3 separate regions of the Homo sapiens genome follow, and regions 1 and 3 are each linked to region 2. Evidence: read pairs that join two places in POLR2A ChIA-PET (ENCODE). Cell type or tissue: Caco-2. All regions are shown on one strand. Links, peaks and the distances in the headings refer to the core of each region. The heading gives the core; the rest is flanking DNA.

Region 1 (9,491 bases), core at 68-4,067, 650 kb before region 2:
CCCGTGTCCTGGGGGACCCAGCCCCCTCAATCCCACTGGGCCCTGCCCGGGATGGGGGGGACAGTGGGAAGACAGAGCGGGTGTGGCGGGGAAGGCGGTAAGGGCACAGTCTGGAGAGCTCAAAGCCCCCCCAAGGACCGAGCCCCGCCCCCCAAGCGGGAGGGCGAGCGAGTGATGGCGGCGGCTGTGGCTGTGGCGTGGCGGAGGGCGGCGTGCAGTGCGGGCACGAGGGGCATGCACAAAGTCCCCGAGTGTGCGTGCGTGCGTGGGGCGGGCCCACCCGCCGCCCCCCTGCCCGGGGCGGGGCTGGGAGGGCGGAGGGACCGAAGGTCGGGGAGGGGCTTTCCCTCGGCTCGCCCCGCCTCCCGCGCTGGGCCGGGGGCGCGGGGGCTCCCCCGAGCGCAAGGCGGGAAGAGGGGGCTCGGCGGCGCCCCGCGCCCCCGCCCAGGTCATGGCCGGGTTCCCGCGACCGGGGCGGGGGCCTCGCGCTACTCAATGACGAGGCAGCGGGGCAGGTGCTGCGAGAAATACTTGAAGAGCTCGGGGGTGGCCCCGGGGCAGTTGGTCAGCTCCAGCTCCTCCAGCTCCTGCAGCTGCACCAGGCCCGACAGCCCGGTGGTGGTGAGCAGCGGGCAGCCTGCGGCGGGGTCAGAGGGCGGCTCAGTGCGCGCGGCCCAGGGCTCGGGCGGGGACGGCCGGGCCGCGCCTCCCTCCTCCTCCGCCTCGGACCCGGGACTGTGTGTCCGCGCCGGGTGTGAGTTTGCACAAGGACCGGGCAGGTTGGGCGGGTGGACTAAGTGGGGGTGGGTGGTCACTGCCAGCGTCAGAGCAGAAACGGGGGTCTCACCTGCCAGAGACAGGAGGCGCAAACTCCCCAGGGCCAGGAGGTGCTTCAGCCCGAAGTCTTGCACCTGTCGGGAGTGGAGGAGCGACTTAACGATTTCCGCTCGCACCGAGGCGGAGGGCACCCTGGGGTCCATGGAGGGCTAGGCGGGTTCAAGCCCGGGGTTCCTCCGTCCCCCCCGGAGCCGGGAGGCGGCTGGGAAGTGCTCGTGGGGGCCGCCGGGACCCCTGCGTTCCGCTTAGGTCGGCTGCTGGATAGGGAGGGGCCCCAGACTCTCCCAGGATCTGAGTGGGGCCGGGAGCTCTCCCCGCGCCCCCACCTCCCCGCCGATCCCCCAATCCCGGGGCGTGAGAGCCGGTACCTGGCAGCACCATCGCAGGTAGAGGCTGCGGAGGGACGACATGGTGGACAGATAGCTGAGGCCAGTGTCCGTGATGCGTACACACCTGTGGTTGCACCAGAGGGGACCCCCACCTTCAAATCACCTGGCCCCGGCCATCCCTCGTCTTCCTGGGAGTGCCCCTGGCGTGAATCCCTTCCTGCCCCACCCGGAGCAGCCGCTGGCCCCTCCTCGCTCCCACCCACCGGGAAGGACGGGGGTCCAGCCAACCCGTGCTGCGGTTCTGCGGTTCCCACTCCCCAGGCTCCGAGGGCTCTGCCCGCCGCGCCACAGCCCCAGCCCCGCCGGAAGCCCCCGCCCCCGGCCCCGTGCAGCCCCGCCCCGCCCCGCCCCGTGCAGCCCCGCCCGGCCCAGCCCCGCCCGGCGCGGCCCGGGGGCGCGCACCTGTCGAGCACGAGCTCCTCTAGGCGGTGCAGGTCGCAGGCCACGTACTCCAGCGCCATGTCGGTGATGCGTGGGCACCACGAGAGGTCAAGGCTGCGCAGCTTGCGCAGGTTCTCGGCCACGAGCTCCACGCCGTCGTCGGTGACCTTGGAGCAGCCCGAGAGGCTGAGCGCGGTGAGGTTGGGCAGGCTGTGCACCACGTTGACCACGCCGTGGTTGGTGATCTCCCAGCAGGAGAGCAGGCGCAGCGTGTGCGTGCTGTGGCCCTGGCGCGCCGTGAAGTAGGCCAGCGCCGTGTCCGTCACGTGGTAGGCCTGCAGGCTCAGCTCCGCCAGGTTGGGCAGCAGCTGCGAGATGGCCGCGATGGCGTCGTCGGCCACGTTGATGCAGTCACTCACGCTCAGCGAGGTGATGCGCGCGCTCAGGCTGGACCACAGCCCGGCCTCGGTGAAGTCGTTGCAGCCCGACAGCTCCAGACGCACCACGCCCTGCATCTGTTCAAGCATAACCTGCAGGCGGGCGGGCGCCGGGTCAGGATTGCAGGAGAAGGGGTGGAGCCCGCAGGGAGGAAGCAGTAGGGTGTAAACATGCAGGGAGCTGAACCCTGAAAACATTTGGCAGTGTGTGAGGAGGCGGGGCATCGGGACGAGAGCCCAGGGCCTGGCCAGGGCAGGTGCTGGGGGCGTTGGCACCAGCGTTACAATTAGACTCCAGACCCGGCTGCCAGGCGGCTCCTCTGACCTCTACTCCTGGGGGATCCTTTCCCAGCTGCCCCTCAGCTCCCCCTCGCATCCTCCCCACACTGCATTTGTATTTATTTATTTATTTATTTATTCATTCATTCATTCAATCATTTTGAGACAGAGCCTTACTCTGTTGCCCAGGTCCCAGGCTGGAGTGCAGTGGCATGATCTCAGCTCACTGTACCCCCCGCCTCCCGGGTTCAAGCGATTCTCCTGCCTCAGTGTCCTCCCAAGTAGCTGGGACTACAGGTGCCCACCACCAGGCCTGGCTAATTTCTGCATTTTTAATAGAAATAGAGTTTCACCATGTTGACCAGGCTGGTCATGAACGCCTAACCTCAAGTGAGTGGCCTGCCTCGGCCTCCCATAGTGCCGGGATGACAGGCTTGAGCCACCGGGCCTGGGCCCTGCATTTAATCCACTGCCCTGCTGCTGCCATCTTGAAAATCTTGAGTGTCTTTGAACAAGGGACCCACATTTTCGCTTTGCGCGAGGTCCCCTGTAGTCAGTCCTTCTTTCCTCCCACCCCAAAGCCACCATCCGCTCCCACCTCCATAGGGTTGCTGCTGCCCGCCCCTGCCCCCCAGCCCTGTCCCCCCCGAGCCTGGTGCACACCTCGAGGCCTGCGTCCGTGATGGTGGAGCGCTTGAGGCTCATGGCTTTGACACCCTTCTTGGAGAGCGCATAGTTGTCAATGAACTCACAGATGTCCAGGTCGGAGACGCCAACCAGGCAGAAGCCCTCGAAGCCTCTGGCGGCAAAACCCTGCAGGTTCACGAACTCCTTCTCGCCACCAGGCAGCACGTTGTAGAGCTCCTTGGCATGCAGCACCGGCGTGAGGCCTGCCCAGAACTTGGGCTGGTACAGCACGCGCCGCCAGGCCTTGCACACCTGGGCCAGCACACACTTCTCGCAGGCCGAGAAATACCAGAAGAGCCCATTGAGGATCTTCTCGTCCGTGGCCAGCGGCGGCCGCTCCGCTGGGTGCCCAGGTGCCAAGGCTGAGGCTGGTCCACCTGCCGGGGTGCACGGGCCCCCAGCCAGGGCAGCCCGGGACAGTGGAGCAGCCAGGCTGGGTGGTGGGAGGGTGGGTGGGGGTGGTGGCTGGCAGGGGCGGTTCTTGGTGGCTGGCGTGCCCTTGGTGATGCTGGCCGCACCCAGGCCGTTGGGCTGGCCCGGCAGCTTCACCAGACCGTTTCGAGGCAAGCATGGAGGCTTGGGGTCGCCGTCGATGCCCGGGCTCGACATCTTCCTGGCACGCTCTGTGGATGAGGGCCGGGAGGGGGAGTGAGTCTGTTGCTGAGTCTGGAAGGCCGGGGTTGGGGGCGGGTGCAGTGGGGCTCCTTCCCTCCTTGGGCGTCCCTATGGTGCTCCCAGAACCACCAGACAGAGAGGATGGGAGTGCCTGCTTCTCCCTCCCAGACTGTGAGCAGCAACAGGAAGCCAACCATGGCCACTGGCAGCACTCACTGGGCACCTACGGTATGCACTGAGCCCAACCTTCATTGCCCATGGACACCCTCTTTTTCTTTTGTTTTTTTTCTTTTTGAAACAGAGTTCCGGCCGGGCGCGGTGGCTCATGCCTGTAATCCCAGCACTTTGGGAGGCCGAGGCGGGTGGATCATGAGGTCAGGAGATCGAGACCATCCTGGCTAACACAGTGAAACACCATCTCTTCTAAAAATACAAAAAATTAGCTGGGCATGGTGGCAGGCGCCTGTAGTACCAGCTACTTGGGAGGCTGCAGCAGGAGAATGACGTGAACCCGGGAGGCGGAGCTTGCAGTGAGCCGAGATTGCGCCACTGCACTCCAGCCTGGGCAACTGAGCAAGACTCTGTCTCAAAAAAAAAAAAAAGAAACAGTTTCACTCTTGTTGCCTGGAGCGCAGACTGGAGTGCAGAGACAGGATCTTGGCTCCCCGCAACCTCTCTGCCTCGTAGGTTCAAGTGATTCTCCTGCCTCAGCCTCCCGTGTAGCTGGGAATTCGGGCGCCCACCACCACACCCGGCTAATTTTGTATTTTTAGTAGAGATGGGGTTTCTCCATGTTGGTCAGGCTGGTCTCAAACTCCTGACCTCAAGTGATCCACCCGCCTCAGCCTCCCAAAGTCCTGGGATTATGGGAATGAGCCACCGTGCCTGACCGGAAACCTTTTTGTTTGCCCAGTGAGGCGAAGAAACGCCGACACTTTTTAGCACTTAGGTACCATGATGGCCATTTTACAGAGAAGAAAATGGAGGTGGACCTGGTGAGGCCAGGACTGCTCTCTTGACCTCTCTGCTGTGCCGTCCACTGTAGGTACCCACCAGGCCCACCCCTCTGGGCAGGCCAGGGGAACTGAAGGGAAGGGTCTGGGGTGGCCTCTGGCCCCTCCCCTGCAGGGTGACTGCACAGCGCTCAGGAGGGGCTCTGGTGCTGACTCTGCAGCCACCCTCCACATGCACAGGAGCTTCCCTGGCTCAGAATCTACCCAAGGGGCTGGGTGCAGTGGCTGATGCCTGTAATTCTAGCACTTTGGGAGGCTGAGGTGGGTGGATTACAAGGTCAGGGGTTTGAGACCACCTGGCCAACATGGTGAAACCCCTTCTCTACTAAAAATACAAAAATTAGCCGGGCTTGGTGGCAGGCTCCTGTAATCCCAGCTACTTGGGAGGCTGAGGCAGGAGAATCACTTGAATCCAGGAGGCGGAGGTTGCAGCGAGCCGAGATCACACCACTGTACTCCAGCCTGGGGAACAGAGTGAGACTTTGTCTCAAAAAAAAAAAAAAAAAAAGAAAGAAAGAAAGAAAAAGAAAAAAAGAAAAGAAAAAGAAAAAAGAATCCATGCAAAGAAAGGGCGGGCATCTTCCCAGGGTGTGCTGTGGTGCCAGCATGGTTAGCCCTGGACACAAGCTGTCGCTTTAATCTTCTGCCCAATGAGAACGATGCTGTGATAGCTGTACCCACTGCACAGATGAGGAAACTGAGGCCAAGGCTGGGCAAACTGCCTGCCCGAGGTCATGGCCAGATAAGTGGTGAAGCCAAAGTTCGGGCAGAGCTGGCTGAGGAAGGCCATGCGGAGGTTATCTTCAGGCCAGCGACATCCACGCACAGGGTGGAGTGGGAGCAGTCCCGGGCACCCTCCTCAGGCCTCCAGTCTGTAAGTGGGTGGCAGGGGGCACTGGGCACAGCCACGGAAAGAAGCAGAGGTGGGACCCTCACTGTGCCACCATCTGCTCCACAGTTCGGATCTCCTGCCGCCCCCACCCCGACATCCGGGGAGGAGGTAGAGCCCCTGGGGTCACACGCCCTGGACTTGAAATGGGCCCCACCCTGGCTCTGTGGTCTTGGCAAGCCACTTCCCTTCTCTGAGCCTCAATTTCCTCACCTTGAAGCCTGGGGAGGTGACGGTACCTGCTCCCTTGGGGCATTGCAAAGTGAACGAGCTCAGTGCGTGGCTCATAGCAAGGTCTGGGAGAGTGATGTCTGAGCCCCACGGCCACACTCCAGGGCAAAGCAAGATGCATCTTCCCCGGTCTTAGGTGACTCCAGGACTAAGCCTGGAGCCTCATGCAGGTCCTGCCTTCCTGCCCCAAAATCTCAGAGGAGGGGCCAAAGCCTCTCCCAGCCCACCCTGCCCCCTCCTGCCACAGCCTCACTGGAAGGTCTCTTGGAGCCACCAAGGGGGTGTCTGAGAGTCTCCCACGAAGATTCCAACGCTTGGGGTGGGCCCTGCAATATGCAGACTCTCAGGAAGAGGATGGCTCACATCTTTTTGGCTGAGTGTCCCTTCTGGGGCTACAGGGCCTGGCCTGCTCCACCACAGAGAGTGGCGGGGTCTCGGACGGCACTGCAACCCCAAGGCCCGCAGCCCATTCCCCATAATCTGGTCAGGGGGGAGGGGAGGCAGGGAGGCAGGGAGGCAGTGGGAGGTCCTGCCCCGCTCTTCCCAGCAGCAGGTCCCCACACTGGCTTCCAAGCCCCAGACAGGGCCAGCCTTGCCACCGGTCCACATCTGGGGAGGGGGTGTAGACCGGAGCCGGGACCAGGGGTCTCGCCAGAACACGTGGCCCTCGTGGCTGAGAACCCAGCTTTGGGTTTAAAGTCCTTCCTGCCCTAATGGCAGGAGCCCCAGCTCCACCCTCTGTACCATCTCCCCCTCCCCAGAGTATCATTCGGGTCCTGGAAGGTGAGGCCGGGCCCTCCACAGAGGAGGCACCCACAGCCGGTGACCCCCATCATGTGCCCATGATCAGAAGGCGCGGCCTCCGGAGGCCGACATCACAACGTTTGCAAGGGCCGGCTGGGGTCGGCACATGATTCGACCTCACGGCCGCCCTTAGGGGTGGAGGGGTCGCTACCTCAGGTTTGGGGAAGGAACACGAGGCTCTGAGGAGCGAATTTGCCCCAGGTGTCCGGGGAGGCCTGGCGCGGGGCTGCCTCGGTTCCCTCCCAGAGCCGGGGAGAGGGGATATCGCAGGATGCCGGCGCCCGAGGCGGCAGCACCAGGCCCACGGGCGCCCCAGTCTAAATATCCTCCGTGCCCCTAGAGCGGGGACCCTCGCTCCCCAGACCCGGAAGCGCCGCCTTCCCCGCCAGGGACGCCTGGGCCTCCGCAGACCCCGCCGGCCGGCGCGCCACCCGCGCCAGCACCATGGACAGCGGCCGCCCCAGCCGCGCGCTCAGGGCCAGGCCCGGGCTGGCTTCCACCGCGGACGGCTGCGGGGTCGGGGCAGCCCCGCAATCCCAAATCCCGGCAGCCCCCGCTCAGCAGGGAGGGGCCCCGGGGGCGAAGAGTGGGGGAGAAGCCGGGAAGGATCCGGAGGAGGCGGCGGGGGCGGCGCCAGGGGAGGAATAATCCCGGCGCAGTGCCGATTTAGGTTGAAAACGCTCCCAGTCATGGGCCTGCACGTGGAGCGCCGGGGCTGGGGGAGGCATTCGCGGGGCTCCTTTCCCGCCCCGCTCGGGAGCTCACGTTTGCCGGCGCCCACAGTCCCGTCCCCACCTCCAGGCCTCAGGGTCGAGATGGAGAAACCAAGCCGCACTTTGAGAGCCCACAGGAGGGAGGGGACAGGCTGAGGAGCGGCCGTCTGGGTATGGGTCCGGGGCCTGGCTTCCCTCATCCACACCCGCAGCGCTGCCAGAAGGCGCTGCTCTGCCTGTGGTCAGCCCTCGACCCGTGTGCTTGGTGGGAGCTGCATCCCCGCACAGGCAGCCCCACTGCTCCCCAATCTCGCGTCCACGTTCCTGCCGGCCCCCGCTGCTCCTCACACTCCCGGCTTGACTGACTCAGCCCGAATATCCCCCACCCCGTAGCTCAAAAATGCAAACAGCCACACACTTTGGCCCAGGCATGGGCGCTGCGGGAGAAAGCTGAGCTCAACTGGAGACTGGGGTCTCTCTGCCCGTTCAGCGAGAAGTCCCTGGGGGCTCACACAAGGGCCCCTCTGCTTGGCCCTGGGCCCGGCCCCACCCACCCAGCCAGACGGTCACCAAGGAGCCGGTTCCCATGGCTCACAGAGCCCCCTTTCCTGCTTGGCGACTGTGAGAGCCCTCGTTCCACCCAGAGGGGCTCGGACGACCTGCGTGGGCTGCTAGGGACTGCCTCTCCCTTTAGGGACAAGCAGCCCGGGTGCTAATACGGGGAAGAGACTTGTTAAAAAGGTGGCCATGCCTGCACCATCCTCAGCCTCAGCCCCTGTGGTGCTGGCTCAGCTTGAAGTGGAATCCTGTCAAGGCTCCGGGGCTCACCCCAGGGGAAAGAGAGAGAGGTGGCCCCACCTCAGCTGTCTTGTCCTCAGCAGCCTGAGCCTGGCCTGGGAGCTGCTGGGGAGAGGTGGCCGTGGCCTCTGTGTCCTCCCCAGGGGACGCAGTGTGAAGCGTGTGGCCAGAGTGAGCCTAGGGAGCACGGTGGGGCCTGGGTGCTCCTGGGGGTCCCCACATGTACATGTACAGCATCCAGGCTGACCATTCCCAGACGGCCATGTGGGGGCCCCGCAGGAGCTGCCTCTTCTGCGAATCAAGTCACTGAGCCCGGAGACCTCAGCTCCGGCCCCTTCCCAGCCCTGATGCCACAGCCCAGCCATGCCATTCCTCCTCCCCTGCTCCTCTGCCTGGGCACACGCCGTTCCCCCTGCTTGCCTGGCAGGGTTTCCCTGCCTTAGCCCTGCAAGCTCTTCTCCTCCATCCCTCAGTTCCTGGTGCGAGGTCGCCCCTGCCTCCTGCTCCGGGACCCCCAGCTCTTGAGAAAGCGTCTCCAGGGTCTTGCAATCACATGGGTTATCATCACTGTCCACCTGGTGTCTCTCCTCCTGGCCTGAGGACTCTTGAGGACAGACAGCACCAACGTGCATGGCCTCTGCATGTTCGCGGAATGAATGAATTAGGGAACGAATGAATGAATGCGGAATGTGGCTCCGCTAGCTCAGTCACGCAGAAAGGGGTGCAGCTGCCAAGGCCCCCGGAGGGCTGATGGAGGATTGGTCAAATTTAGGAAGAGGCCGGTCAGCGGGGAAGGCACAGCTCGGGAAATTAACCCGGATCGTGCCATGGCCAGTGTCCGCGGGGAGAGTGGCCTCTGGGGTTGGGACTAGGTTGGTACCTGAGTCACTGAGAGGGCTCCCAAGACCCCAGGGCTGGGGTGGGCCTTGCAATACACAGAGCCTTCGGATGAGGAGGGCCCATCTCCTTTTCAGCTGGCTCTCTCTTCAGGAGCTGCAGGGCTGAGGAAGTGGCTGCCCGTCCTCCACCATCTGGCCTGAGCCAAGAGAGGGAAGGGGGTCCTCCTGCCCCGCTCTCCCTGGCACCACACGCACCCCTCCTCTGACCGGCCAGAGTCCTTCCTTCACACACTGCCTAACTAGGAGTGGGGAAGCAGAGCTTGCAGACGGATTTTCCAGAAGTTACATAGAGCTAGGATTGGCTCCAAAAGCCCCGGGGCTGGCTGATTCCCTCTACCTGGGTCCTGCCAGGTGTACCTCACAGGGTCCTCGCTCTGCCCTGTTCTGCCTCATGGGGTCTCGATGCCTTCCTGCTGGGCCCTGGGCTAGTGGTCTCTCCAAGTACTGCCCTCATCCTGCAGGGTCCCTGCCACGGCGCTGCATTCCTTGCAGAGGCTGCACACCGCGTGCCCACCCCTG
Region 2 (9,791 bases), core at 4,707-8,706:
GAACCTGCTGGTCTTCGTTTCCTCTCCTGTCCCGTGAGAATGACTATGCCCTTTGCGAGGGCCAGTGTGCCCAGCCCGGAGGCACCCTCCGCAGGTGGATGAGGGAGCACTGGCAAGGGAAGGGACCCAGACAGCAAGGCCAGGACCCCGGGGGGCTGGGGGAGCGCGGTGTCCTAGAAATCAGAGGCCGGCAAGGCTGGGACAGGAACCCAAGAGTGGGTACCTCTCTTGTGGTGGGGCAGAGGTGGCCTGGCTCTGGGACAGTTTCCATGGAGCGGGGAGGAGACCTCCCTGGGGCTGCTGGGGGGCAGAGGCAGTGCAGAGGTGGAGGGTCTGCACCTGCACCCATGCAGAGGAAGAGGGTCTCAGGAGGCTACGGTGTCTTAGCCATCATCCTACCCCTGTTGAAGGGGGTGTGCAGGGCAGGACCACCCGGCCTTCCTCCCTGACACAGGTGGGCTGGGCGGTGCTGGCTCATGCCTGTAATCCCAGCACTTTGGGAGGCCGAGGCTGGTGGATCACCTGAGGTCAGGAGTTCAAGACCAGCCTGGCCAACATAGCGAAACCCCGTCTCCACTGAAAGTACAAAAAAATCAGCTGGGCTTGGTGGCGGGCGCCTGTAATCCCAGTTACTTGGGAGGCTGAGGCAGGAGAATCGCTTGAACCTGGAAGGCGGAGGTTGCGGTGAGCGGAGACTGCGCCACTGCAACTCACTTGAACCTGGAGGTGGAGGCTGCAGTGAGCTGAGATCATGCCACTGCTCTCCAGCCTGGACTCCATCTCAACAAAACAAAACAAAAAGTGGGTGGGGCCTTCCAGGGGGCTTCCGGGTCTGCCTGGGCCCAGGCTCCGGGCCTTGGCAGAGGGCAGCTCTGTCCCAGCGGTGACATCTGGGCTGCTGCTGCTGCTGCTGCTCCAAGCAGGAGGCTGACAGGTTGGCTCAGTTGTCATGGCAACATGAGGGGAACTGACGCTGGATGGACTGGGAGGGAACTGTAGCCCCTACACCCGGCATTTTCCAGCGGGGCCCGGCTCGCTTCATGTTCTCGTTTGTACCAACTATGGGGAGCAGGCCCTGCTTTGTGGGGACACTGCCCCCCACCTTCTACTGTCCACCTCAGGTTTGCTGACCAGCTCCTGGGGTGAGGAGGGGGCATTGACCCCCGCTGTGCTTGGTGAGCGAGGACCCCCAGGCAGTCCCCTCCAGGGCCTCCTGGCCACATGGGCATCCTCCACCCAGGATGTCAGGGTTCTGGCGAGTTTTTACCTCCTACATAGGAGAGCTGGGTACCTGGCATCCGTCCTGGCCCCAGAGTCGGCACGGGGGCTGGGGGAGCTGAGTGCTGTGGCCCAGATCTTGGTCCTCTTGATGCAGCCCCAGGAAACAGGCGCCTCCTGCTGTGCTGTCGCGGGGAGGGGTGTGGGGGGCGAGTGTGGCAACCGCCTCCCTCGCCAGTGAGACCCCATAAGTCCCTGATGGACCCCCAGCTCTGGGTGGGCACCAGCCCCGCCTTTGACAGCATTTGCTACCTCCTCCCTGAAGCCGCCCTGCAGGGGGCGCAGGGACTTAGCCGGTCACCCAGCAGGTGTGGGGACAGGAGCCCTCACCGCCTGACCAGGTGCCCAGCGCCATCCAGGCTGTGGGTGAGCTCCCAGGCCTCTGCCCCACCTCTTCCCGCCCCACCCCCCCACCCCCCCGCCTGCTGTGGTGCACGGAGGGTTGAGTGGACGACCTGAGGCTGCGGGCTGTGCTCTCTGCTGTAGGTCACCCGCCATGTCGACCTTGCTGGACATTAAGAGCAGCGTGCTCAGGCAGGTGCAGGTGTGCCCGTCCTTCCGCCGCAGGACTGAGCAGGACCCAGGGAGTGCCAGCGCCGACCCGCAGGAGCCTGCCACGGGGGCCTGGTGGGTGCCGAGGGGCCCAGCCCCACACGCCCACAGGGCCATTTCCCGCCAGACTTCACACATGGCCGCCCCTGCCCCAGCACCCCTGGGCGGGAAGGAGGGTCTGCAGTTAGCTGTGCCACACTGTGGATGTCACATGGCCCTTCCTGCCCCTGGAGTCGAGGGTCCCAGGCAGGGGCCAGCGTGCTGAGAGCTGTGAGCTGACCCGGCTCTTTCTCCAGGAAACCCGGGGATGGCGTGGAGTTCTTTGCCCACATGCGCCTCATGCTGAAGAAGGGGGAAGGCAGACAGGGCTTGCCGTGCCTCGAGGTAAGGGTGCCACCCCCAGGGCCCGATACCACAGCCCAGCATGGGGCTCCCCCTTTGCTCCTCCCCGCTCCCTCCTGCCCTCGCTCCCACCTCCTGGGGCACCACCTGTCTTCCCTGCTGCAGGCCTGGGGCTCTCCCTGCCGTCAGAGCCCTCACCCTGGGCCCCACACACAGGTCCCCCTGCGCAGTGGCTCGCCAGCACCCCCGGAGCCTGTGGATCCCAGCCTCGGCCTGAGAGCCCTGGCCCCAGAGGAGGTAAAGGTGGGGGTCGGAACCAGGGGCAGTCGTCTGCAGCGGCTGCTCCCTCAGCCGTTTAGAGGCACCTACTGTGTGCACAGGGTCTGGTGATGGCAGAGAGCCAGGGTGAGTGGGTGGGTGAGTGAGGAGCGGAGGGGCTCCTGGTGCAAAGAGGCAGAGGTGGGGCCTGGGCTCAGGCAGACAGGAGGTGCTGCTGAGGGCTGGGGGCCTGGGACGCGGCACTGTGGCCGCCCTTCCCCCACCTGCAGGTGGAGATGCTCTACGAGGAGGCCCTGTACACGGTGCTTTACCGCGCGGGTACCATGGGCCCTGACCAGGTGGACGACGAGGAGGCCCTGCTCAGCTATCTCCAGCAGGTCAGCCCACCCTGACCCCGACCCAGACCCTGACAGCTTCCCCACCTCAACCCCTTCCCCACCCACTGACACCATCATCACCCAAACAGTATGCAGAATCTCCCCGATCCGTGCACAGCACACAGAGACGGCTGCAGGTGCACACACACACACGCACACAGGCTGCAGGTGCACACAGACACACGCACACAGGCTGCAGGTGCACACAGACACACACACAGGCTGCAGGTGCACACAGACACACGCACACAGGCTGCAGGTGCACACAGACACACGCACACAGGCTGCAGGTGCACACAGACACGCACACAGGCTGCAGGTGCACACAGACACGCACACAGGCTGCAGGTGCACACAGACGCACGCACACACACAGGCTGCAGGTGCATACAGATGCACACGCACACAGGCTGCAGGTGCACACAGACACACGCACACAGGCTGTAGGTGCACACAGACACGCACACACACAGGCTGCAGGTGCACACAGACACAGGCACACAGGCTGCAGGTGCACACAGATGCACAGGCACACAGGCTGCAGGTGCACACAGACACACGCACACAGGCTGCAGGTGCACACAGACACACGCACACAGGCTGCAGGTGCACACAGACACACACACAGGTTGCAGGTGCACACAGACGCATACGCACACAGGCTGCAGGTGCACACAGACACACACACAGGCTGCAGGTGCGCACAGATGCCCAGGCACACAGGCTGCAGGTGCACACAGACACACGCACACAGGCTGCAGGTGCACACAGACACGCACACAGGTTGCAGGTGCACACAGATGCACGCACATAGGCTGCAGGTGTACACAGACATGCACACAGGTTGCAGGTGCACACAGATGCACACGCACACAGGCTGCAGGTGTACACAGACACACGCACACAGGCTGCAGGTGCACACAGACACGCACACACACACACAGGCTGCAGGTGCACACAGACACACACAGGCTGCATGTCTACACAGACACACACACATACATGCACATAGGCTGACAGACGCACCTCGAAGGACGCTCCCGGCTTCCACCTGCATGTGCTCTGAACTCCCCTGTCCTCCCGTGGCCCCCATTCCCACGCATGCACTTGCGTGGCCCTCATCACACCCACCATCTCTGGGCATGCCCAGGCCCCTTGGCACAAACCCTCTGCCGCTGCCTCCCAGGCTTCCCCCAACCCTGCACCCGTGAGGACTGAGGTTGGGTGTCTGTGACGGGCTGAGCCCGAGGTCCCAGCACAGTGGCCAGCCTCGCTTCAGGGGTTGCCTAGGCCCTGCCAACCCAGCCACCCTCCACAGGTGTTTGGCACCAGCCTTGAGGAGCACACTGAGGCCATCGAGCGAGTGAGGAAGGCCAAGGTGAGGCCGCCACTGCCTGGGCAGGCACTGACCAGCACGTGCCTGCGTGGCGGGGGCACGGGGCAAGGCCCTGTCACCTCCATGCTAAGTAGGGCATCTGGGGGGCAGCTCAGCCTCACCAGGCCCCCCACGCCCCTCTGTCCACAGGCCCCCACGTATGCCCTGAAAGTCTCTGTCATGCGTGCCAAGAACCTTCTGGCCAAGGACCCCAACGGTGAGTGGGGACCCAGCAGACCTCGGCTGCGCCGAGGCCTGGCGGCCATGGAGGGCCAGAGGGCGTGGGGCCAGGGCTGAGACGCCTGCCGTGCCCAGGCTTCAGCGACCCATACTGCATGCTGGGCATCCTGCCTGCCTCGGACGCCACGCGGGAGCCCCGTGCACAGAAGGAGCAGCGCTTCGGCTTCCGCAAGGGCAGCAAGCGCGGTGGACCCCTGCCTGCCAAGTGCATCCAGGTCACCGAGGTGAAGAGCAGCACCCTGAACCCCGTCTGGAAGGAGCACTTCCTCTTGTGAGGCCCTCGCCCGTCTGGGTGCGGGAGGGGGGCTCTGCCTGGGGTCCAGAGCTGGGCTGTGCCTGGAGGGTGGTGGCTCGCAGCAGCTCCCGGTCTCTTTGGGGCCGTGTGCCCACTTTCCAGAGGAGAAAACTGAGGCCCAGAGATGGGCGTTGTGCCACCGGGGCCACACGGCTGGCAACACCTGGCGGGATCAGGATTTGGACCTGAACAGCCTGTCTGGAGAGCGGGTGCTTGTGGCCTGGTCCCTGCTGCTTCTGGACTCCCTGACCCCGGCCTGGGCAGAGCCTCGCCGGGGACCCTCATGGGCATCTCTGTTCTCCTTGTAGCGAGATTGAGGATGTGAGCACGGACCAGCTGCACCTGGACATCTGGTACAGGCCCCTGCGCCATGCAGGGCGGCGGGGATGCACACCTTTTGCGGGGGAGCAGGACGGACTCAGGGCCCGGCTGCGGGCTCCAGACAAGCCAGGTCCTCCCCTGTCCCCACCAGGGATCATGACGACGATGTATCCCTGGTAGAAGCGTGCAGGAAGCTGAATGAAGTCATCGGCCTGAAGGGCATGGGCAGGTATGACTGCTGGGACCTTTCTACCCATCACCCGTGCCCTCAGCTTGGTCATGGGGCCCGGCGGGCAGTGGCTCCCCAGGAGCCATCAGCGTGATGCTCACCACCTGTGGTGGCCAGGTACTTCAAACAGATCGTCAAGTCAGCCCGCGCAAACGGGACAGCAGGACCCACCGAGGACCACACCGATGACTTCCTGGGGTGCCTCAACATACCTGTCCGGGTGAGTGGGTGTGGGGTGGGGCTGGTGACACTTAGAGAAGGGCCTGGGGAGTGTCCCAGCCTTCAAGGGGCAGGGCACTGCCTGGAGAAGCTCCTGCTTTTGGGCCTCCACTGAGTGCGCTTGTCACCCTCATTCCCCGGAGAAGGGAAGCCCAGGCCATGTGGTCTCTCCAGGGTCTCACAGAGTCAGTGTGGAAGGGGAGGGGGAGGAGTCTGGTGGGCCTGACCCCCATGCTACCCCCAGGAGGTGCCTGTGGCTGGCGTCGACCGCTGGTTCAAGCTGGAGCCACGCTCCAGTGCCTCGCGTGTGCAGGGACACTGCCACCTGGTTCTCAAGCTGATCACTACGCAGGTGGGGAAAGTGGGCGTCCCCGTCCTCCACCCCCGTCCTTGGGGCGGGGGCAGAGCTGGTGACTGGGTGGGCTCTGCGTTGCAGAGGGATACGGCCATGAGCCAGCGCGGGCGATCCGGCTTCCTGTCCCACCTGCTGCTGCTCAGCCATCTGCTGCGGTTGGAGCACTCAGCAGAGGAGGTAGTGGGTGCGCCTAGGATTGGAACAGCCCGGCAGGGGGCCTGAGGAGGGGATGTGGGGCTGTCCCGCCTCCACCCACGACAGACCTCCTCCCCCAGCCCAACTCCAGCAGCTGGCGAGGAGAGCTCAGCACACCAGCCGCCACCATCCTCTGCCTGCACGGAGCCCAGAGCAACCTGTCACCCTTGCAGCTGGCCGTGCTGTGAGTGGGTGGAGCTACGAGTGGGCGGGGAATGTGGGCGGGCGTGAGCGAGTGGGGCATCGGGGGCCATGCGGTGAGTGGATGTCGTGGCTGGGAGGGTGGGGCAGGGAAAGGGGCGGTGCTGAGTAGGTGGGGCTGCGCTGATTGGGCGGGAAGGGAAGGGGGCGGTGCTACGGGTAGGTGAGGCAGCGAAAGGGGCGGTGCCATGAGTAGGTACGGCAGCGCTAATTGGAGGGCAGGGAAAGGGGCAGTGCTATGAGTAGGCGCGGCAGTGCTGATTGGGTGGGGCAGAGAAAGGGGTAGTGCTGTAGGCGGTGCTGAGTGGGCATGGCAGGGGCGGGGTTCATACCCTTTGACCATGGGCCGGGCCCCACAGGCACTGGCAGGTCAGCAGCCGCCACCATCAAACCTGCACGCTGGACTACAGCTACCTGCTGGGGCTGCTGGAGGACATGCAGGCACACTGGGAAGAGGCTCCTTCACTGCCCCAGGAGCAGGTGGGTGCAGCCGGGACCTTCTTGCCAGCCATGGCGAAGGGAGTGCTGGGGACTGGGGTCGCTCAGTGCCGGTCGGCGAGGGGCAGAGTCCTGCCCGCGTGGGGGTCAAAGACAAATGGACAAACTGTATGACGTGGGCGAGAGCCAGCGCTCTGCAGAAAGGAGACGGGAGACTCGTGGGAGTCACCTCGGGGGGCGGCCAGGACTTAGGACAGGGCTGGGGAAAGCCGCCAAGGTGGCGCCCATCTGAGCGACAGGAGGGAGCGGCCCTGGCAGGACGGACGTGGGAACTGCAGGGGCACAGGCCCTACGTGAGCTGCGTGGGTGGAAACCGAGGCTGGGACAGGCCGTCTGGGACAGGCCGACTGGGCCTGTGGAGGGTGCTGCTCAGAGCAGAGCTGGGCTGACCATGCCCGGGGAAGGGTGTTGCGGGCCAAGGCAGGGAGGATGTTTCTCCTCATCAGTGGCCGGTCGGGGCTGCTGGCACTGAAGGGCCCTGTCCCCACAGGAGGAGAGCCTGGCTGATAGCCTTTCCGCCTTCTCTGAGTTCGGGCTGCAGCTGCTGCGCCAGCTCCGAGACTACTTCCCTGCCACCAACAGCACCGCTGTCCACCGCCTGGAGCTGCTGCTGAAGTGGGTGCAGCGCCGCGTGTCAGCGTGGGTGGGGGCGGCTGGCAGGGCAGGCCCCACGTCAGCGTGCTGCCCCCACCCAGGTGTCTGGGCAAGCTGCAGCTCTTCCAACCCTCCTTTGAGATCTGCCCCTTCGAGTCGGAGCTGAACATGGACATTGCTGCGGCCCTGAAGGTGTGTTCCAAAGCCCAGTGGAGGCCGGCTGCTAAGCCCTCCCTTCCCCTTCCCTGCCTTCCCGTCCCCTGCACCTCTGCACCACGGTCTCTTGCCCACCTCTTCCTCTTCCCTGCAATCCACCATGCTGTCTTGGTGGTGTCTGTTGCAGAGAGGCAACCGTGAGTGGTACGACAGGATCCTGAATGACAAGAGTCCCCGAGAGCAGGTGCAGTTGTGGGGGACCCTGGCCATGAGGGGTACGGGCAGCCGAGAGGTGGGTACGAGCTAGGCTTCCTTGCAGCCAGGACCACAGCGCCTGCCTGGGCTGGTTGTGCTGGCTGACGCCGTCTATGATGACCTTCAGTTCTGCTACAGTGTGTACGCCAGCCTCTTCCACAGGTGGGCCTGGCCCCTCAGTGCTGTCCTGGGGCTGGGGTCGGAGCCAACAGGGCCTGCAGGTGGGGCGCAGGTGGATGAGGTGTGTCCCTTGCTCTGCAGCATCCTCAATGTGGACGTCTTCACCCTGACCTTCCGGCAGCTGGAGCGTCTGGTGAGGAGGGTCCCTGACCCCGGGTGCCTGCCAGGCATGGGGAAGTGGGCAGATGCCCTTGGCTAGGACGGTCCTGGGATTCCTTGCTGCTGGAGGCCTGATCCTGCTGTCCCGGACAGGTGGCTGAGGAGGCGTGGGTGCTGACGGAGGAGCTGAGCCCCAAGATGACCCTGGAGGTGGCCTCGGGGCTCTTTGAGCTCTACCTGACCCTGGCTGACCTCCAGCGCTTCTGGGATAGCATCCCTGGCCGGTGGGTGCCCCGTCCCTATCTCTTGCAGACAGACTTTGGGACCAGGGCCCCAGGACCTGTGAGGGGGACGGTCCTGGAGCTGTGAGCCTGGAACGTGCTGGTTAAGGTGTCTGAGTCAGGGCCGAGCCCTCACAACCCTCCCACCACAGGGACAGCCGCTCTCTGGCCCTGGCTGGCATCCACGCCCCCTTCCTGCCTGCTGTGAAGCTCTGGTTCCAAGTGCTGAGGGACCAGGCCAAGTGGAGGCTTCAGGGAGCCGTGGACATGGACACGGTGACAGCTGCCCTGGCCTGAGGACACTGGGGCTGGTCCAGGCCCCCAGCCTCCCCCGCCTCCCCAGCAACCCCAGCCTCCCCAGCAACCCCCAGCCTCCTCCGCCTCCCCAGCCTCCCCCTCAACCCCAGCCTCCCCGGCCTCCTCCGCAACCCCAGCCTCCCCAGCAACCCCAGCCTCCCCAGCAACCCCAGCCTCCTCAGCAACCCCAGCCTCCCCCGCAACCCCAGCCTCCTCAGCAACCCCAGCCTCCCCCACAACCCCAGCCTCCCCGGCCTCCTCCGCAACCCCAGCCTCCCCCACAACCCCCGCCTCCCCCACCTCCCCAGCCTCCCCTGCCTCCCCAGCAAACCCAGCCTCCCCTGCCTCCCTAGCTGGAGCCCGTGGACGCCTCCTCCAGGCACAGCAGCTCCGCAGCCACTGCTGGTCTCTGCCTCAGCCACATCCAGGAGTTGTGGGTGCGCCTGGCGTGGCCTGACCCTGCCCAGGCTCAGGGGCTGGGCACCCAGCTTGGCCAGGTGTGTGGGTGGGCCCTGGGGGTGAGGGGAACGGGTGGGAGAGGAGATGGGGCAGGGGAGGGCTCCATGGCTCCCCACCGCCATCCCCTCCTCAGGACGTGTGTGAGGCCACCCTCTTCTATACGGAGCTGCTTCGGAAGAAGGTGGACACTCAGCCAGGGGCGGCCGGTGAAGCAGTGAGCGAGGCGGTGAGTGACCAGCTGGGGAGGGGAGCCGGCAGGAGGTGGGGGGCCATCACCAGGCCCCGGACCCATCGTTGCCTGGCCACACCTCCTCCAGCTCTGCGTGGTCCTCAACAATGTGGAGCTCGTGCGCAAGGCTGCTGGGCAGGCCTTGAAGGGCCTGGCATGGCCAGAGGGGGCCACGGGGCCCGAGGGGGTGCTCCCCCGCCCTCTGCTCAGCTGCACACAGGCCCTGGACGATGATCTGCAACGGGAGGCCCACACGGTGACAGCGCACCTGACCTCTAAGGTGGGTGGGGCCTGGAGACCAAGGCGTGGAGGCAGTCCCTGGTGCCCCCTGCCCGTGCTGAGCACTGCTCCTGCCCTCAGATGGTGGGCGACATCCGCAAGTATGTACAGCACATCAGTCTCTCGCCTGACTCCATCCAGAACGATGAGGTGAGTGCCGGGGCGAGGGGCCGTGGAGGACTGTGTGTACTGGGGGTAGGGCAGAG
Region 3 (10,815 bases), core at 5,495-9,494, 330 kb after region 2:
CTGTGTAATGTCTTGTCAGCCGTTTTATGGGATGGATGTGTTCTTGGGGTGTATGGATTATGCTTCCATCAGTCTGTACATTTAGTGGGGGCCTTGGCTCCTTGCGGTAGATATTACACAGGGAGAAGCCTCTAGTGAAACACATACTCTGTGACTTCCCTTTTCTACCAGTGTTGACTTCCACGTCTCTCACTGACTTATTGCAAGACCCTTAACAGCTGTCAATTGCTTTTTCTCTTGCCTACTTGTCAATTTTCAACTGTGGGAAGCCTGGCAAGATAAAACCAAATTGCAGTGGCAGCATCTTAGTCCAGAATCTGATGCTCTGACTGCCCTGGGGCCTGTACCTCAGCTTGGGGGCTTGTCACCCTTCAAGAGCCATTTCCGCAGGATGACAGTGGTGACCGCAGCCTTCCAGTAGCTCCTGGGAGGCACAGTGGTGGGTGCCAGAGCTTGTGTCACGTTGGGGGCCTGTGTGACCTCTGACTCCTCATGTTAGCATTTGGAATGTTCAGTGGCTTCCAGCTTGGCTCGGCTCCCACACTCCCAACAGTGGCTGTAAAGGAAGCCCCCTGCGGCCACATCCTGCTGTGAGGGCATGGCGGGCGGGCTCGACATGTCTGCTTTTGCCCTCGCCCTCGCAGGGAGAGGTTCGTTCCGGCCCATCCAGTCTTCTCTGACCAAAGCAGCTCTGTCTCGGCCGATCGTGCCCAAGGTCCTTCCACCCCAGGCCACGAGTCACCTGGCCAGTAAGTCTGTACCTGCATGGCCACAGCCACTGAGTGAGCCTCTGAGGGATGTTTTTGTGACCAGGTTTTTTGAATGTTTTCTTCTCCAAATCATAATGTCTCATTACCCTTCACCAAGAACATCTAAGCCCTTGGCTCTTGCATTGACATGAGGTGCGAGGGAGAAGCTGTTCCCCGAGCCCTCTTGGGACATCTTATGGGTTGTCAGTAGAGCAGAGATGTGCAGCGTCCTTTTTGTTGCCAGGTGCTATCGACTTAGCAGCTACAAGTGCCGGCATCCTTTCCGGGAACCCCCTCCCTGCCTTGGACACCGAGGGCTTGTCTGGCATCTCTCCACTGTCTTCAGACGAGGTGACGGGTGCCATCTCGGGGCAGGACTCTACTGGAACTCACCAGGATGGAGACACCCTCCCCACCGTGGGGGTGAGTATGTTTAGAAGGGCTTTTCAGCATTACCACCAACTTCTGGTGTGGACGCCAAAGCCATGGGGCTGAGATCACGCTGGACTCCAGCTCTGCCTTTGGAGGAGAGTCTCTGGACCAGGGGTGCCATGGCATAAGCAAACTCTGTGTAGTACAGAGCAGGAGAGGCCTCCGGAGCCACTGACGAAAGGTGGGGACAGGCTTGCCATGTGGCACTGGAGAACTCAGAGCTAAGACGGTGTGGAAACATAGCTCCATCTGAGAGTGACCATAACCAAGGTGGCAGCCCACAGCGCTGTGCTCGGACACCACTGAGCATCTCTTTCATCTGGGAAGAGAGCAGCCTGTATGGCCTTGGCCATTGCTCCTTTCCAAGGCTCTGAGCACCTGGTTTCTCTGGCCTCCCACGGCCACTTCAGAGCTGCCCCAAGGAGGGTGGGGTGGGCTGATGCTGTTAAGACTCCAGGGAGCCCAGCCCTGCCTGCCACAAGGTTGACTTCCTGATAGGACTTTACTTCACTCTTGGAAGCAACAAAAAATTGGAAGTACACGGTCCACACCTGAAAGTAGCCTTTCAGTGTTCTCGACCTTAGACCCCTGTCCATTTACTGTCCCTCTGCTGTTAGGAGGCCAGGGGGATGGAACGCCTCTTTTTCTGGAACTCTGTCGCGGGTGAGGGTATGGGTGGCATCTGGTGCACCCTGCGGCTGCTCATGGGCGTGCTCTTCCTGCAGGGCTCCGACCCATTTGTCAGCATCCCTTCGAGGCCTGAGCAGGAGCCAGTGGCAGACAGTTTCCAGGTAGAGTGTGCTCTTGGGCTGCTGAGCAAAGCAGCTGCCCCAGGACTCCCTCCAGTGCCCTGAGCTGCCACCTGCAGTCTTGGAGTGGCCCGGCTTCTCTCCTAGACTGTGCAGTGGCTTTGCTGTTCTTCCACCTGCTGTGCCGACTGCCCAGGGTGGATAAATGAATATGGCTGTCCGCCACCTCAGACTTCCCTCCTCCCCTCTCCAAGGTGGGCTGTTTCAGACCCAGCTCTGGAAGAACTTAGCGCTCTGGAAGAACTCAGCTTTCTGGGAGGAGGAGGCTGTCAGCTAGTAACTCCCCCAGCCCCCACTCTCTTTCTGGCAGCAGTCAAAGCAGGTCCAGGCCACTGCAGCCTGACTTTCTGACTCTGCCATAGTGAGTGTTTTTGGGAGAAATAAATTCCCCGAGTGTGTTCCTGAGTTGGAAGGATGAGGTGACTGCAGCGCTCATCACCCTATTGATTTGCCTGCAAGCTAGGAGAGTAAGCTGGTGTTTCTTCCCTTGTCATGGGTTCTGATAGACCTGGTTGTGTCTGAAAAATACCTGTCTCCCAGCAGGGCTCATCTGTTCTCTCCTTATCTGAGCTGCCCAAGGCCCCTCTCCAGAATGGCCTCTCCATACCGCTGTCCTCGTCAGAGAGCTCCAGCACCCGGCTGTCTCCACCAGACGTCTCTGCTCTGCTCGACATCTCCCTGCCCGGCCCACCTGAGGATGCGCTGTCACAGGGCGAGCCTGCCACACACATTAGCGACTCCATCATTGAGATCGCCATCAGCTCCGGTCAGTACGGTAAGGGCAGGGCGGCCTCACAGCCCTTCCTGTCATCAGGTGTTGATCTCCTGCCCCAATGTTTGCCACACTTCCTGGGGATATTCCAGTTTTGTGATTTTTACGAATTGAAAACCTGTCACCTACAAGGTGCTGCCTGTCTCCAGCAGGGACCTTGCAGGTGGATAAGGTACCTGTGGGACCTGAGGCAGCTGATGGCCTGGTAGGCTTGCTCCTGACCTTCAGGCGAGACAGTGGAATGGCCCCCAGGTGCTCTTCAGCCTGGGGATCACAGAGTGTTTTCCTAGTTGATCTTGAACCTGAGCAGGCGGCCTGGGGTCTTGCACAGCTTGTGAAGCAGTTGGGCTGGGCCCTGTGGGCTTTGGTCTCACCTGCTGTCTGGGACAAAGCTCCTGGGGGCAGTGGTTTGTTGTTCACTGGCGCGACCCAGGCTGTGGGCTGAGAGAGATATGAGTTCACAGTGTGCTAGCATGTAGCCTTGGGCAGCTCACCACCTTGCTGAGCCTCCCTTTCCTAAGCGGTAAATTGAGAATAAGGTACAGCTCCTAGGGCTGCTGTGGGTGCCGTGAGATGACTCATGTGCAACCCGTGGTGGCTACTGCCGTCGCCTTCACTCCGCTGCGCCCTGCCTCCCTGCAGAGCTGTTCTGCGGTGCTGCGCTCCTTACCTGCCGAGCCATGCCATCCATCTGGTTCAGCAGGGTAGAGCCCTGCGGCCCTGCTGCCTTCTCCGTGGTGGGCTGGAGAAGTGAGTTGCTGTTCACCACCCCGCAACAAGGCGTTTCTGATCTGGGATCTTGGTTGGCAGGTGAAGGAGTCCCTCTTTCTCCAGCAAAACTGAATGGCAGTGACAGTTCCAAGAGCCTTCCCTCCCCGTCCAGCAGCCCCCAGCCACACTGGATCGCCTCTCCCACCCACGACCCCCAGTGGTACCCCAGTGACTCCACCGACTCCTCGCTCAGCAGCCTGTTTGGTGAGTGTATGGGGAGGGCTCCCATCTCCTTTTCCAGGGCAGCAGGGGCTGGGGTCTGCGGGACACTGGATTCTCATTCTACTCAAACTCCCACTAGGACTGTTGGCTTGTTCGCTTCTCAAGTGTTTGTATTTTTCTGAGTTAATATTTTTGGGTGTAATTTACATGTAGGAAAATGTACACATTTTTAGTGTACAGTTCACCAAGCTTTGGCAAGCATGTATAGCCTGGTAACCCACAAGCCAATGGAGACCTAGAACATTCCCGTGACCCCAGATGCTGGGTTCTGTGTGCCTTCCCAGTCTGTTCAGCTAGCCCGGCCCCTCCCGACTGGGTTCTCTTGAGGGGAGAAAAGGAAACTGGTGTCTTGGCACTCTCTTGGCTCTTCTCTTTCTGTGGTCAGTAAGGTATTCAGAAGTGGATGGTCCAGCTGCCACCTGGCACATTCTTGAATATAGATCGGAGAGTTCAGAGGACGTGTCCATCCTCCTCCCCCACTGCCCGTTTGCCCACTGGGTAGCAAGTGTGGCAGGAAGGGGGTGTATCAGGGAAAGGCACACCCTGCTGCTGTTGCCTGCCCAGAGAGAGCTCCCATTTGGATGTCTGGGGTCTTCCCGCCCACAGTTGTACGGGGCCAGGGCTTGTGGCTGGGCACATCAGGCATGGCGGGTACCATGCCTGACAGCTCTGAACCAGTTGGGCGACCTGGGTCTGGGAGGTGCTGAGGGACCCAGCACCCTGCAGGCGTTTCCTTTTGTCTCATGTAGCAGTGCAGATGTTTGGAAAGTCACACGTAAATCTTGAAAAACTGGAAACAGGCCAGGCGTGGTGGCTCATGTCTGTAATCCCAGCACTTTGGGAGGCCAAGGTAGGAGGACTGCTTGAGGCCAGGAGTTTGAGACCAGCCTTGGCAGCATAGAGAGACCTTGTCTCTACAGAAAATTTTAAAACTAGCCAGGTGTGGGGGGTGCATGCCTGTAGTCCCAGCAACTCGGGAGGCTGAGGTGGGAGGATTGCTTGAGCCTAGGAATTCGAGGCTGCAGTGAGCCATGATCACCACTGCACTGCAGCCTGGGCAAGAGCGAGACCCTGCCTTTAAAAAAAATTAAAAGCAAAGTTGGAAACAACCTGCATGAGACTAGTCACAGAGAAGAAAGTATGGGGGTGGGGATGGCAGTGAGGGTGGGAGAGCATGATGGGGGTGGGGGATGGCAGCGAGGGTGGGAGACCGTGATGGGGGTGGGGGATGGCAGTGAGGGTGGGAGACCGTGGGACTCGTGGAAAACAAGGTGCATGTCTGTATGCACGAAGGCCTGTTAAACGAGAAGAGCTCGTCACGGCGTGTTGAGTCCCTCGGAAGCTCTTCGCACAAGTCTGGATTGGGGCCGGGGCCGGGGCTAGGGCTTGGGCTGGCTGCCCCCAGCCTCAGGACCCTTCCGCTGGACTGGTCCAGACCAAGCAGGGTTCAGGGTGTTTTCCTCTGGCCTTTTCTCCGCAGCAAGCTTCATCTCCCCAGAGAAGAGCCGGAAGATGTTGCCGACTCCCATTGGGACCAACAGTGGCACTTCCTTGCTTGGCCCCAGCTTGTTGGATGGAAACTCGCGGGACTCATTTGTGTCCAGGTCCCTGGCTGACGTTGCAGAGGTGAGTGCATTGACCTCACAGCTGCACCTGACCACCAACCCTCGTGCCAGAGGTTGCCAGCACTCTCCTGCACACCTGTGGGTTAGTAAGAGCTGTTTGCCAAGAGTAGAAGAACAGGAGACAGCACGTCCACACTCAGGTCCCTGACTACTGAGAATGGAGAGATCTGGGGACGCTGGGCCGGCTCTCGTCCCCACATGCAGAATGACAGACTTAGTCATAGCTGAGCTCTGCAGGCCTCTGAACTGGAAACCCTGGTCTGGGGCGCAGAGCAGGGTCTCTGAAGGCAGCCAGAGCCGAGTGGGGATGTTACCTCTCCTTCCCTGGCTGTGAGGTGCTGAGGTGCGGGGAGTGTTGTGGAGGGAGGAGTAAGGGGTGGTGGCAGCAGTTGTGTTGTCAGTGCTCCCATCCTAACAGCAGGACCTTTGAGTGGCATCTCCCTGTCATGTTGAGCTGCGGTGCAGGGGAACTGGGATGGGCTCTGCTGTCCTCATGCTTCTCCCACGCCCAGGGTAGTGATAGGAGGAGTCACTGGGGCAGGTTCTTGAGGGGAAGGCGAAACGTGGTTTGTGACTCTCCACTTTTGACGAGATGCAGCGTCCCTCTTTGTTGGCCAGGCCATCTGGTTGTAGCCCTCAAGGCGTCCACCACATGGTTTGTGTGGCATTCGTGGGCAGGTCAGGCTTGCAGGGTGAAGACAGGCCCGTTTCACTGTGACGTAAAGTGCAGAGTGGCAGGTGTGTGGGCAGTCGGGTGAGGGCTCTATGGACAGGGAGGGAACTCCAGGTCCAGGAGATCATCCGCATGGGCTTAGCCCATGTGAAAGTCCTGGAGCAGCATTCCCCGAATCTAGTCCCCACAATGTTGAGACATTGGCAGGTGTTCCTTGAGGATTTTGTGGGTAGATACTTGAGGGACACCCTGGATCCAAAAAAGCTCAAAACAGCTGTTTCTCACGGACACCTCCGCTACCCAGTATCCGAATGTGAATCGTGACTCTTGAGATGATGAACTCATGGGCAGGCTTTGGAGAATTCCAAGCCAAGCCATGATATGACTGGAAATTTTAGCCAAATATACACATAGACACAATTAATAGCGTAGACCTCCATCTCACAGTGTGTGGCGTTTCTCAAACCTGTTTGGCCCCAGAATCATTATTCAGGGCACACCTTGGACTCTGATGTTTCCCGAGAAGCCAGTCTCTGTCTCTTCCCCTGTTTGTGCGCATGTTCCTAAGTGCTGGGCTCTGTGGAGATGGGCGCTGCGTACGTGCCCTGAGGCAGCATGCTCACGCCATGCTGTTGAAAGGACGGGCCACAGCCCAGTGACAGGAGCCCCTTGGAGTCAGAAATCCAGAGTGTTAGCCTCACCCCAATCAGAATTTGCACCTTTAATAAAATCCTGGGCAACAGATGGCACTTGGGAGTGAGTAGCAGAGAAAGGGTGCAGTTAGTATTTGTGAAACGCTGCCCGTCGCGAGTAATGCAAACGTGTTCACCTTCAGAAAGAGCAGATCAGCGTTTAGCATGAGATTTTCCCGAGAGCCCTCCACTCAGAACGTGAGTATGTTTCTCAGCAGGTCCTCGTCATCTGGAAGGATGGGCTGAGGCATTTGTGGATGAAAGGGTCTGGTGGTAGGGCTAGCATGAAGGGGGCGGGGGTGGAGCTGGGTGGCCCTGGGATGAAACGGGTGGGAGCTGCTGATGGACATACAGGGGAAGGAGAATTACTCTTTGCTCTGCTTTTGAAAACAAATTTTAATTTGTCTGACATTTCCCATAATCAAAGCATAAAATTTCATTTACGCCATAGCTCTATTCAGAATTTTCCAGACTTCTTGCATTCACAGTGTCATGCAGTTCATTAAGGGATATTTCTGCAGGGTCTGCTGTGTGCAAACAATGGCCCCTGTCCTCATGAGGCTTCTACTCTAGAGCAGGACGCAGACAATAAGCGCTGAAAACGGCACATTCTACGTATTTGCTCATGGGACAAGATCCCGGTGCCGAGGCCCTCCCGTCCTCCGTCTCCTCAGCTCTGTGCTGCCTCACTCACTCTGTCATGGCCACCACCTTGGTCGTGCTTTTCAGTCAAAGCCTCTTCCTGTCTCAGGGAACATGCCTGTTGCTTCTTTAAAAAGGAACGTACTCCCCATGTGTCCTCATGTCTCTGACGGGAACGTGCTCCCCACATGTCCTCAGGACTGATGGGAACGTGCCCTCACCACATGTCCTTGGGATTCTGACGGGATCGTGCCCTCCACCTGTCCTCATTTCTCTGACGGGAACGTGCCCCCAGCTCTCCTCATGTCTCTGATGGGAACGTGCCCCCAGCTGTCCTCATGTCTATGACGGGAACGTGTCCCCCACCTGTCCTCATGTCTATGATGGGAACGTGTCCCCCACCTGTCCTCATGTCTGTGATGGGAACGTGCCCCCCACCTGTCCTCATGTCTCTTGACGGGAACGTGTCCCCCACCTGTCCTCATGTCTATGACAGGAACGTGTCCCCCACCTGTCCTCATGTCTGTGACGGGAACGTGTCCCCCACCTGTCCTCATGTCTATGATGGGAATGTGTCCCCCACCTGTCCTCATGTCTATGATGGAAACGTGTCCCCCACGTATCCTCGGGTTTTACCCCACCTCCCGCTCAGGTCCCAGTCCTTGGAGCACCCTCTCTGGCCTCCTTTTCCCGGCACTCTCTGTCCCCTCACTCTGCATCTGTTTCTGCAGGCTGCCCCCAGTGCCTGTGTCTGCTGCATACAGTCTGTCTACCTGTTGGGTGTCTTCCCCCATAGGTCTCATGGCGGGCGGGGGGACCAGCACCCTCACCCCAGCCATCAGATGTGCCAGGCACATCATAGGCTCTCTGCGAGCACTTATCTAAAGAGTGTGCGGGCAGACGACAGGTGATTGTGATTCTGCACAGAGCCCTGGGCTGCCATCCCTAGCTTAGCTTCCTGCAGCGGGAGTCGATAGGAGCTTCTCGTCCTGTTTCAGGACCCGCCCTCCACTGAAGGGCCAGCAGGTCGCGGTGACTTGTTCTTCCTGTCTCCTCTTCCTGCAGGTTGTGGATTCCCAGCTGGTGTGCATGATGAACGAAAACAGCATTGATTACATTTCTCGGTTCAATGACCTGGCCCAAGAGCTGTCCATCGCTGAGCCTGGCCGCCGAGAAGCTCTGTTTGATGGTGGTGGAGGCGGCCCCGCTGTCAGTGACCTGTCCCAGTGACCACACGTCCTGGTGGCGGATGAAGCCCTCTTCGAGCTAGAGAAAAATAGATAAGCCCAGCAGCCCCAGAAGATGGTCTGAACAGAGGCATCTCCGCACCCAAGACTGTGCAACGGGCAGGAACGTGGTCACAGAGCTGCTTCCCCACGAGCAGCAGGCAACGGCGTCCAAGGAGACTAGGATGAGTTCTTGGCAAGGGCCAGCGTTAGAAATCACTGTGGTACTAGAGCCGTTCTTCACCACGCCTGGGCCCATGTTAGGGTCTGCATAATGATCCCATTTCAGCCTGTGCTCTGCCTCGATTGTTGTGTTGGACATTCCGGTGGCATTTCCTTCTGAGACAAGGGAGTATGTGTGCCTTGGTGTAGTTGCTGTGCACTAGGAGCTGTGATCTCCCTCTCTGCAGGGAGGCCCCAGCCCCTGCTGCTTGCTTTCTGCCAAACCTGTGCTATGCATCAGCTGTGCCCTCTGTGGACTGTAACGGGCAGGACAGTTGGGTGTGGCCTGGGCTCATGCCTGGTGGTGTCACATCCCAAGGCAGCAAGAGCATGGATACCGATCACAGGGCTGCTGCGGAGTCGTGGGGCCCTGGGCTGGTGCCTCCCCTCCCTAGAGGTTTTGTTCGTACTCTTAACAGGGAGTGGGGGCAGGAAGAGTCCTGTACTATGCAGGTTGTGTGGACTTTACATGGGACCCTGCTAAGCTGGTTGAAAATGTTTTTCTTGTGTTTTAAGAATTAGGAGACATGGAAGAGGAAGAACAAAGTCCCCTCTGTAGTTGGTTTCCTTCCTGTGTCCCTTTGCAAGCTTCCAGGCGATCTAAGGTGTCATTTCTCCCTCCTGGGGTGACCCTTAGGCGCTAATATGATTACAGCGAAGACTTTCCTGATAAGTTCTCAAACTCGATGTGTGACTGTTTGGCACTTGAGACAAACCTGCCTTTGCAGGGAAAGTGTCTCTCACGGGCATTGGTGTGGGCGTGCCTGACATACGTGTTCAGTCCCTTGCATACCTTTGCCTTGAGACTTCTGTGTCTCCTTCCCATTTGGGACACCCAGGTGAGGGCCCAGACATCTGGATGTGGTCAGACCTCACCAAATATATGCCTTCGTGGTGGTCTCCCTCCTTGCGCCCTCTTGGGTGGCCAGCGTTCCTACTGCAGACGGCCCAACATCCAGTCTTTCCCCAGGACAGAGCTAACAAGGGCCCCTTTGCCTTCTCATCCTCAGGAGTTCCAGGCACATGAGTCACCGTCCATCCACATCCAGTGTGGCCTGGAGCTGCTACAGAGGTGTTGGGCAGGCCATGCCTGTGCCGCCATCTCTCCCTTCCTGCCTCATTTCATCCCCCGCAGCAGCCGGGATTGATTGTGCTTTCCTAACCCCCTTGGACCTACTCTCCCTCCTCCCCACCATTCCTCTTCCCCCACATGTGTGGCACGCTGCAGCCCTCAAGGCCAGCCCTGGCCCCTCCACTGCTTCTCTCCCCATCCACAATGGAGAAGGTGAAAAGAGGAGGGAAAGGCCTTTGGTGTGGACAAGCATGTGGACGCCCTCCGTCCTGCAGTCTTGCCAGCCCACCACAGCCACTGTAGACCACAGGCAGGCCGTGTACTGCACCACTGGGAGGACGTGGAGAGGACAGTGAACTTCCAGGCAAGAGCTTCCTTCTTTTGTCTCACGAGTTTTTCTTAGAGCTCTTGCCTGAGCTGGCTTCCCTCCTTCAGACATTGACATGAGATCTTAAGCAAACAGTCCCAAACCTCTTAGGGGTGAAAAAAGAAACATGCCACTTGATTAGGAGAGAGACAGCAGTGTTTGAACTACAGCATCTTTACACTAGCTTGTGTTTTGTGCTACGTATACCAGCTTCCAAAATTAGCATCTCATTGAGCCAGAGAAGACAAGGAGATCTCCCTCTGGGCATCTGGCTTTGCTGCGTCTCTAGAGGGTTAGGATACCAGGCCGAGTTCAGGCCACTGCTAGCTTTCTCATACTCCCACAGGCTAGACCAGAGATGCCAAGTCCCAACAGCACTGAGCTGTGTGCACTGTGCCAGGGACAGGAGGGTTTGTGAACTGCCTGTCAGGGTACCTGTTAGCCCCTGACAACTCAGTGGGGTGAAGTTTTGGAGGTCAGAGTCTGCTTTCGTAGGCTCTTTAGACAGCACCTACCACTTGGTTCTCCAGCGTAGACTCCT

What was found. ChIA-PET counts read pairs that join two places held together with the same protein. Peaks named below come from ENCODE experiments on the same cell type or tissue, not always from the same donor. Only the 100,000 strongest peaks of a DNase experiment are listed, where the experiment ranks them.
Region 1: POLR2A ChIA-PET joins it to region 2 with 6 read pairs; 3 of 35 experiments call an interaction of 5 or more read pairs at or near these places.
Region 3: POLR2A ChIA-PET joins it to region 2 with 5 read pairs; 3 of 35 experiments call an interaction of 5 or more read pairs at or near these places.

The regions. Positions count from the first base shown.
Region 1 is chr16:693,787-703,277 of GRCh38, forward strand. FBXL16 (F-box and leucine rich repeat protein 16) reads right to left here. Exons shown (of 6, transcript NM_153350.4): 2 at 2,987-3,633; 3 at 1,629-2,137; 4 at 1,206-1,290; 5 at 848-911; 6 at 1-637. The coding sequence starts at 3,619. The coding sequence ends at 489. Among named protein-coding and RNA genes, the nearest start is that of FBXL16, 7.3 kb to the right of the region's middle. RefSeq lists silencers at 1,523-1,642, 6,993-7,092 and enhancers at 1,723-1,892, 1,913-1,962, 6,271-7,100. In Caco-2, for the core only: no CTCF peak of the experiment used is centred there; DNase peaks (open chromatin) are centred at 585, 1,675 and 2,095; H3K4me3 peaks cover 2,371 bases.
Region 2 is chr16:1,336,776-1,346,566 of GRCh38, forward strand. BAIAP3 (BAI1 associated protein 3) reads left to right here. Exons shown (of 34, transcript NM_001199097.2): 2 at 1,765-1,905; 3 at 2,127-2,214; 4 at 2,389-2,469; 5 at 2,721-2,828; 6 at 4,147-4,206; 7 at 4,354-4,420; 8 at 4,519-4,714; 9 at 5,047-5,091; 10 at 5,211-5,288; 11 at 5,406-5,508; 12 at 5,752-5,859; 13 at 5,944-6,039; 14 at 6,138-6,241; 15 at 6,618-6,738; 11 more. The coding sequence starts at 1,775. Among named protein-coding and RNA genes, the nearest start is that of BAIAP3, 8.0 kb to the left of the region's middle. RefSeq lists enhancers at 1,594-2,443, 5,334-5,882, 6,789-6,838 and a silencer at 6,139-6,598. In Caco-2, for the core only: no CTCF peak of the experiment used is centred there; a DNase peak (open chromatin) is centred at 6,416; H3K4me3 peaks cover 1,340 bases.
Region 3 is chr16:1,665,429-1,676,243 of GRCh38, forward strand. CRAMP1 (cramped chromatin regulator 1) reads left to right here. Exons shown (of 21, transcript NM_020825.4): 15 at 645-749; 16 at 994-1,172; 17 at 1,907-1,972; 18 at 2,534-2,765; 19 at 3,573-3,737; 20 at 5,236-5,381; 21 at 8,453-10,815. The coding sequence ends at 8,617. Among named protein-coding and RNA genes, the nearest start is that of JPT2, 7.4 kb to the right of the region's middle. In Caco-2, for the core only: no CTCF peak of the experiment used is centred there; no DNase peak of the experiment used is centred there.